Linked DNA regions of Mus musculus: all the other regions are linked to region 1. Evidence: chromatin loops called from intact Hi-C (ENCODE). Cell type or tissue: left cerebral cortex. All regions are shown on one strand.

Region 1 (2,500 bases):
CCTAAAACTTTGAACTCTGGAAATACTTACTGCTCCAAACCAATTTTATGAAATTTCACCTAAGATTTCCCACCAAAACCAAAAACTAAAGAATAAAATCTACTTAAAATTTCAAAGTGTCATTTAAGACAAACATTTTTTTACACTTAATATGGGGTATTGCTCTAGCGAGCAACAGTAAAAATGTGGGAAAGAAAGTAAAGAAAACTATGCTGTGATTAAAACGCCAAGGAAACCACCCTGAAATAGATTAATAATGTCAGCCATATTCTTACCTTTGGCTCAAAGCCAGAGATACTTTACCTAGATTCTGCTTTCATCTCCACAACAAATACTAGCCATCTACATAGTATTATTTCACAACCACAATCAGCCGTAAACTTCATGTTAAATATCTAGGACAAGCTTTCTCGGTGACCGCTTTCCTGCAGTTTCTCAGAGAAACCCACTTCTCCGCCTTCCCAACGGCCACCCCACTTCTTTTTATAGAGGCAGAAATCTAATAAGCATCAGCCAATAGGGAGAAGTGTCTCTTCCCCAGAGATGCAGGCTCCTTAGCACCTTGCTTTTCAGCAAAACCAAACTGCTGTCCCCCATACACCTGTCAAAAGTCACACAAAGCCATGACTGTCCTGATAAACCCAACACCTCTAAATGCATATTCTGGAGTGAAGCTGGCTGGACTGGAATCACGACTCAGCATTTTCTGCATAACCTTGATCGAGTTAACTTAAATTGCTGCCTGGATTTCTCTCTGTAGGTTCTGGATAGAAGGCGTAAAATTCCAGTAAGTTATAGACTTATGGGGAAATGGGTGAGAGGACCAACCTAGAAACTTATAACAAGGTACAGATCGTAGTTTGCCCATTGTAAACCCTATTTACCACACTCGACGATTACTAAACCGAGGCGTGCTCTCTGACTAGAGGAACAGCACAGGGAAGGAGCTGGGCCACAACTTTAAACCCTGACGCCTCTGACTTCTCACAATGTTCATGGATTTTTCATGAGTTATTTCCTCCGTTTCTGATGGAAACAGATACTGTCCTAATTGGCGGAGTTTGGCACGAATTGGAGTGAGAACATTCTTTCTGCGCAGAGGATGACAAGCCGCTGAGGACATGCGGAAAGCACCGAGTCAGCCCGGGCTGGGCGCCTGCTGGAGCTCCCCGGGGCACCCGGAGGCTGGAGGGGCGCAGCGTAGGGCCCCCTCCCGGGGACCCCGAGGCCAGAGCGGGGCGGGGAGCTACGCTGGCGGGGCAGGGCTGAGGCTTGGGGTCCCACGGTAGCACTTACTTGAACCTGCCCTGGCAGTGCTGGCACTGGTCCCCAACCCAGCCCGGGTCGCACAGGCAGGTGGAGTTGACACAGCGACCGGAGAAGCAGGAGCCAGTCCTCTCGCAGGGCTTGGACTGGGACACCTGAGCATAGAGCGCCAGGTAGAGGAAGCCATAGCACAGCAGCCAGCTGTTCCCGTCCAGCAGCAGCCAGGAGGAGGCGCCCCCACCGCCCGCCGGCCGAGCCCTCCACAGCACCGGGGAGGCCGGCTGCGGGGCACCCGAGCGGGCCCGGACCCCCGGCTCCATCTTCCTCGGCGTCCCGGCTCGGCGGGGCTGCGCTCGCGGGAGCGCACGGGGATGCCGCTGAGCGGGGATCCCGGCCGCAGAGGACCTCGCCGCCGCCGCTGCTGTTCCTCGGCTCCTCAACGGCGCCGACCCCCGTCCCGCTGACCGGTCCGGAGCGGCGGATCCCAGGCGCGGCGGCCTCCGGTCGGCTGCCTCCAGTCACACTCGGGCATCGCCGCCCGCTCCCCTGACCTTGTCCTCGGCGAGCCGAACCCTGCAGCCACGGTAGCTCCGGGAGCGGAGCGAAGAGCCGGCGGCGCCCCGCGCTCCGGAGGGGACCCGAGGGGGAGGGGACCGGGCGGGAAGGGGGAGGGGACCCGCACGGCCCCGCCTCGCCCGCGCCCCGCGCCGAATGCCGAGGCTCGCCCGGGAGGGCGGGGCCGCGCGGGAGCCCCCGAGATGGGCGCGTCCAACAGGAGCACGCGGGGAGGGGAGGGCGGCTGTCGGTACCCGGCGGTACTCCTGCTAGCCTGAGATACCGCAGCAGCCTGCTTCCCTCCGTCCTCCAGACACAGTTGCTGTGGCCGCGGTCGCAGCCCAAACTGCGGAGAGACGTCCCCGCAGCCTTGTGCGTACGCACTCTCGTGGCCACTCCCCCCCCCTCGGTCCGGGCGCGGTGGTCTCGCCCGGCCCCTGACGGGGACCTGGGACTCCCCCGCGCGCCCACCCGGCCGGCGGGCACCGCTGGGAGTGCGTCCCCAGGTGTGGCCCGCGCCGCGGAGCCCACGGAGGAGAAACCCACTCCGACCTCGGGGCCTCGGCAGGAAGGCAACCTTGTACTCCGCGGGCTGCAAAAGTGAGGCGCCCGCCCCAGCGCTCCCCGAGTCTCCTGCACGTTTCTTCTTCTTCTTCTTTTTTTTTTTTTTCTTAAAAAC
Region 2 (2,500 bases), 130 kb after region 1:
TTCTGGGTTTGTAAGATTATGGCTTCCAGTTTTTGTTTTTTGTTTTTAAATGATTTGTATCAATGTAAATAATTTTTACAAGGATAACTCTTTGTTCTTCTGACCTCTACTTTGAGTTAAAATGCTTTTTACTTGGAAAGATGTAGGCTTCCCACCCACTCTCGCTGTGTTCATCTTCTGCCCCATCCGTGCTCCCTCTTCCATTACCAGCACCTCCCGGCAGCCACTGGGACTCAGAAGTGCACACTATAAACCCACAAGCATCTGAGCTCAAAGCAGCAGCTCAGTCCCTCCGCCAGTCCTCGGGAAAATGAAAAACAGAAATTTGCCTCTCCCGTCAGAAAGGAGCATGACCGTCTAAACGATGGTTCATAACTCATTCTCTGCTTACCTTTGCCGATGTCACTGACCAGGCTCCGGATGTAAAAGCCTCCTCCGCATTCAACATCTGGAAGGTCAGCAGTGCTGTGGTGAGAGGCTGGCCTCCGGAGAGCTCCACTTTACATAGAAACCACGCTCTTCAACACATGTAAAAATGGCTATGCAAACAATTGAGCCATAAAATATTTATATGCTGAGCCATAAATTATTCATCCAGCAGCATATGTGTTTGTGAGATCCAAAAGTCTGAGTGTGGAGTAGGCAGAAAGTCAGGAACACATTTTAAATTAACTGGCAAGCCGAACCACGTTAATACCTCAGCCTTGTTCATTTAATAGGTTTGAAATAGAAATCCCAGCTCTGCTCTCATGAGCTCGAGATGCTAAAAAGAATATCTTCAGATCTGTACACTTTGTTCATTTACTGTGCTTGAAATGGTCAGAAATCTCAGCTTTTCTATTGCGAGCCGTAGATTTCTTAAATATTTTCAGATTTTATAACATTTGAAAAAACATACATATATAACCAAGCACCAACCAAAACTCCCTTTGCCCATGAGAAGAACTATGCTTCGGAGGCACACACCGAGAGTCCTGTGTGCTCACGTTTCCTCGGAAATACTTCTGAGAAAAACATAACCAAAGCATTAGATAAATCTAAGCCACACAGTGCCGTGGAGGGTGACTCCTGCATGACACCCGACTTTGCAGAAGAAACCAGGTACACTCCCTCTTCCACACTCTCCGGTCAATACAGTGAGGCACTTCTCTGACTGACTGGCAGCCAGGAAACCCTGATCCTCCAGGTTTTACTGGCTCTGCCAAAGTGGAGTCTGCGTTTTCATGGAGTGAATGGAACGGACCACTTGGTAGGTCTGGGGTGTTTGTGTTTTTGTTCGTTTGTCAAGTCGTTTAGAATCAGGAAACATAAGACTGAGCCCGGTTTTGACTGCATCACCGTCTGCAGGAACTTACTGTGTATCACAAGGAGACACTGTGATGGTGGAGGAAGGATAGCTTTGGGAAACCCCATGGGAAAGAGATTCTATTCACCGTTACTGTGAAATTATTCACTGGATCAATTTCAGGAGCCCGAGGACAAAAAACTATATAGGCTTGTACAACTTTAAAACTGTATAAACAAGTATTTTGGCTTTTTATTTGACTTCAAGTATGCATCACATATTCCAATTGAGAGGCTTAGCTAAAACTGTAACCAGGTGTCCAACCATGCTTTTTGTCTTAGCTACTTTAACATCAATTAACTTGCAGTTCACAGCGGAGGGGCCGGCCAACAGAAATCAGTCTGCTTTTATAGCCTCTTATTCCCAATGAACAAAAAGGGCTTCGTTCAAAAGATCAATATTTACTCTAAAATGAAATATATTAAGTATAAAAAATGGAAGAAAAAGTATCTGTAAGATAAAAACTGTAATTTTGTAAGAGTTCTATTTACTTTAATTGTTACATTTGTGGTCTTTATTTGTGCATATGTCTGAGGACTGTGTATCTCCTTCCCAAAGAGGTCAGAGGGTATAGAATTCCCTGGGACTGGAGTCATGGAGGGCTGCGAACCGCCATGAGGGTGCTGGGAATCAAACCCAGGTCCTTGGAAGAGCAGTTAGTGCTCCTAACTGCTGAGCCATCTCTGGAGGGCAGCCTCTAAAATCTTGAAAACACTCATCCTCGACGTATTTCTCTAAAGAGATCCTAAGTATTCAATCCCAAGTTTACAGTAAGATGATAGTCAAACACGAGCATCGGTCTACTCGGGTTACCCTGAACCTGTAAGAAGTTACATGTACCTCAGGAAATCAAACCACAACTTTTCTTACATTCAAAAAAAATTCCAGCGCCGGGCATGATAGCACATGCCTTTAATCCCAGCACTCAGGAGGCAGAGGCAGGCGGATTTCTGAGTTCGAGGCCAGCCTGGTCTACAAAGTGAGTTCCAGGACAGCCAGGGCTATACAGAGAAACCCTGTCTTGAAAAAAACAAAACAAAACAAACAAACAAACAAACAAAAAAAATCCAAGACTATAGAGATCCATTCCAACTGTGTAAAATCAGCCAAACACAAAACAAAGACACAGGCAGGGTAGACCGTCAAACCTCTTAC
Region 3 (2,500 bases), 240 kb after region 1:
TGGTAATGACCCGCCAGTGGGAATCTAGCGAACTGGGTGGAGACGTGTCAGGAGCTCCGGACCAGAGTCTCCGTGAGATAAAAACAGGTCGACCATTGCCTGCCAGTGCATGGCTGGCCAGGCCGCTGGGACAACGAGTTTCCAGAACAATCGCAGGAATATGACAGTTCATTTTTAATATTTCCCCCAACACCAAACTAAAGGCCAGCCTGGGCCCACAGAGGAAGATCCTATCTCAAAACACAAGCAAGGTAAAGAAATCTCAGAGCTAAACTAACTTTTTCTTAGTCATAAAGAATAAAAGAACTGAAATGCAGCCAAAGTAACATCTTTAGGAAGGCATAGTCTTGACTAACAAGCGTTCTGAAGCAAACTTGAAAGACAAGATAATGACTGCACTTGTTAACAGGAACAGAGACAGGCGTTTCTTGGCCAGAGTACTACGCACAAAATTAATAAATTCACGAAATTTTGCAGCTGAGCTGCCTGCTCATTGCTGGGAATGTTGCAGATAGGACCCCCAATTATTTACTCAATAGCAGAAGAGAAACCAACATATTAGAATGTCAAACTCTAAGAAAAACTAAAAACTTCACAATGCCCTGAAACCGTGGGTGACCACAAACACTGCTGATGGCAAAGTCACTTTTCCTAAAGTATGCCTCAACGATTACACTGCTAAGAAAATAGACAGGGGCTGAGGCCTGGCTGTGCTGTCAGCACCTCCCCTGCAAGCATGAAGGCTTCGCTGAGAGTCCTGGCACCCGGCAGAGCGAGGACAGGAAGCTCCCGGGGGCGCCTGGGAGCCAGTCTATCCTAATCGCTGAACCCCAGGTTTGGGGAGGGACTCTGTCACACATGCACACATGATATGTAGACATTATTTTTAAAAAGAGATTGAAGACAGGCGTGGTGGCGTACACCTTTAATCTTAGCACTCGGGAGGCAGAGGCAGGTGGATTTCTGAGTTGGAGGTCAGCCTGGTCTACAAAGTGAGTTCCAGGACAGCCACGGCTACACAGAGAAAACCTGTCTCGAAAAACCAAAAAAAATAAAAAATAAAAAATAAAATAAAATAAAAATAAAAAAAGATTAAAGGAAAAAAGAAAGTGAAGAAAAGCAGAAAGCAGACTTGGTTTATTTTCCTCTCTTAAGCTGTAAGTAAAATTCAAAATATCAATAAAACAATGCCTTGATTATGGCTATAAAGATAGTACAAAATACTGCAGCATCCAAAAGGGAAAAAAAGCTGTTGGCACCTCGAGATTCTGTTCAGCTTGCCCACCTCTGCATCTGCTGTCCTTTCCCTCCCCCTCCCCTAAGCCTCCTCCCTCAGAGCCTCAGCTTGATGTTCAGCCGTCTCATCTCAGCCCTGCCCTATCTGGTTCAACTGCAGTCCTTGAAATTCTCCTTCCAGGATGACATAACCACTGCCAGTTGAAATAAACACTGATCTTAAATGAACACTGCTTCTTGTCGGCAGAGTTTGCAAACCTGAATTGCTCCAGAGGATTTAATTTCATTTTCTAATGAGCTGCAGATCAGCGCCACATACCTCCAGGAAAAAGTTGACCAAGTAGGGATCCTGTTTCAGCTTTGCACACACGATGCAGAGAAACTGGATCTCTTCATTCTCCGTTGGCGTTGCAAGGACCTCACCACAGAGTCGAATTAATTTCTGTCAAAAAAAAATTTCTTTTTAGATTTAAAATTCTCTTTGGGATGTGATAACGTATAGAACATTACAGAGAAATATAAACATAGTGAGATATAAGAAAAACCCAAATATTTGCAAATTTTCATGGTATGTTACAATAATTTTCTCCATTATTTTTATTCTTAGGAAAACAATAAAAAATTCCTTGTATACAGAATTCAGTGTGTTTTTAATCTGAAGCCAGGGGAATGGATACCTGCACAGGCCTGTGTACGTTGATGTGTGGAAGCAGGGGCTGCCGGATTCGTCCCAGAAGCTTGGTATAGAACACCAAAACCTGCTGCTTCATTCCTGGAGGGCACTGGGCGGGACAAACAGAACAGAACATATGCAAATGTTCGCAGCAGGACAAGACAAACCGTGTCTGTAAGTACAGTCGCCTTCAAAGGCAAAGCCACTGGCCAGTTAATGATTTTGCCAGAATAAAAAATTTTCCATTAATATTCACAACTGGCCCTCTAGAAACACAATCATACATCTGAGACTGTAGCATGACTGTGTGTAACATGACTGTAACATCACACCTGAGGTTGTGACCACACACACCACGGTGAACATGTGTTGTTGAGGCTGGTGTGCACTTCAGGTACCACAAGGCTGGGACAGGAGCCTATGAAAGCTGACTCCCTGCTAGATCGTGGGGATATTCTATTAGTTAGAGCAGCGAACAAGTTATAACGCAGACGTTAGTAAAAAGGAACCCTATGGCACAGACTTATAAAGAATATCACTAGGAAGTCTTATAGCATGCCAGCTATTCTACTGAAAAGCAGCAAGCCTGAT

What was found. Hi-C counts contacts between places; a loop is a spot of excess contacts. Peaks named below come from ENCODE experiments on the same cell type or tissue, not always from the same donor. Only the 100,000 strongest peaks of a DNase experiment are listed, where the experiment ranks them.
Region 2: it touches region 1 in a loop (4-fold over the local background); 8 of 42 quality-filtered maps call a loop at or near these places.
Region 3: a loop joins it to region 1, with 1.8 times the contacts of the local background. A loop is called at or near these places in 5 of 42 quality-filtered maps.

The regions. Positions count from the first base shown.
Region 1 is chr19:57,610,440-57,612,939 of GRCm38, reverse strand. Atrnl1 (attractin like 1) reads right to left here and starts at 1,906. Exons shown (of 29, transcript NM_181415.4): 1 at 1,297-1,906. The coding sequence starts at 1,586. In left cerebral cortex, CTCF peaks have their summits at 1,479 (motif pointing right), 2,096 and 2,311; DNase peaks (open chromatin) are centred at 1,016, 1,462, 2,155, 2,451 and 1 more place; H3K4me3 peaks cover 2,500 bases; H3K27ac peaks cover 1,893 bases.
Region 2 is chr19:57,485,213-57,487,712 of GRCm38, reverse strand. Trub1 (TruB pseudouridine (psi) synthase family member 1) reads right to left here. Exons shown (of 8, transcript NM_028115.3): 7 at 392-448. Among named protein-coding and RNA genes, the nearest start is that of 6720468P15Rik, 22 kb to the left of the region's middle. In left cerebral cortex, no CTCF peak of the experiment used is centred here; DNase peaks (open chromatin) are centred at 318, 518 and 1,163; H3K4me3 peaks cover 196 bases; H3K27ac peaks cover 1,278 bases.
Region 3 is chr19:57,372,458-57,374,957 of GRCm38, reverse strand. It overlaps Fam160b1 (family with sequence similarity 160, member B1), which reads right to left. Exons shown (of 17, transcript NM_145505.4): 4 at 1,914-2,018; 5 at 1,556-1,678. Among named protein-coding and RNA genes, the nearest start is that of Fam160b1, 13 kb to the right of the region's middle. In left cerebral cortex, no CTCF peak of the experiment used is centred here; DNase peaks (open chromatin) are centred at 632 and 1,326; H3K27ac peaks cover 1,307 bases.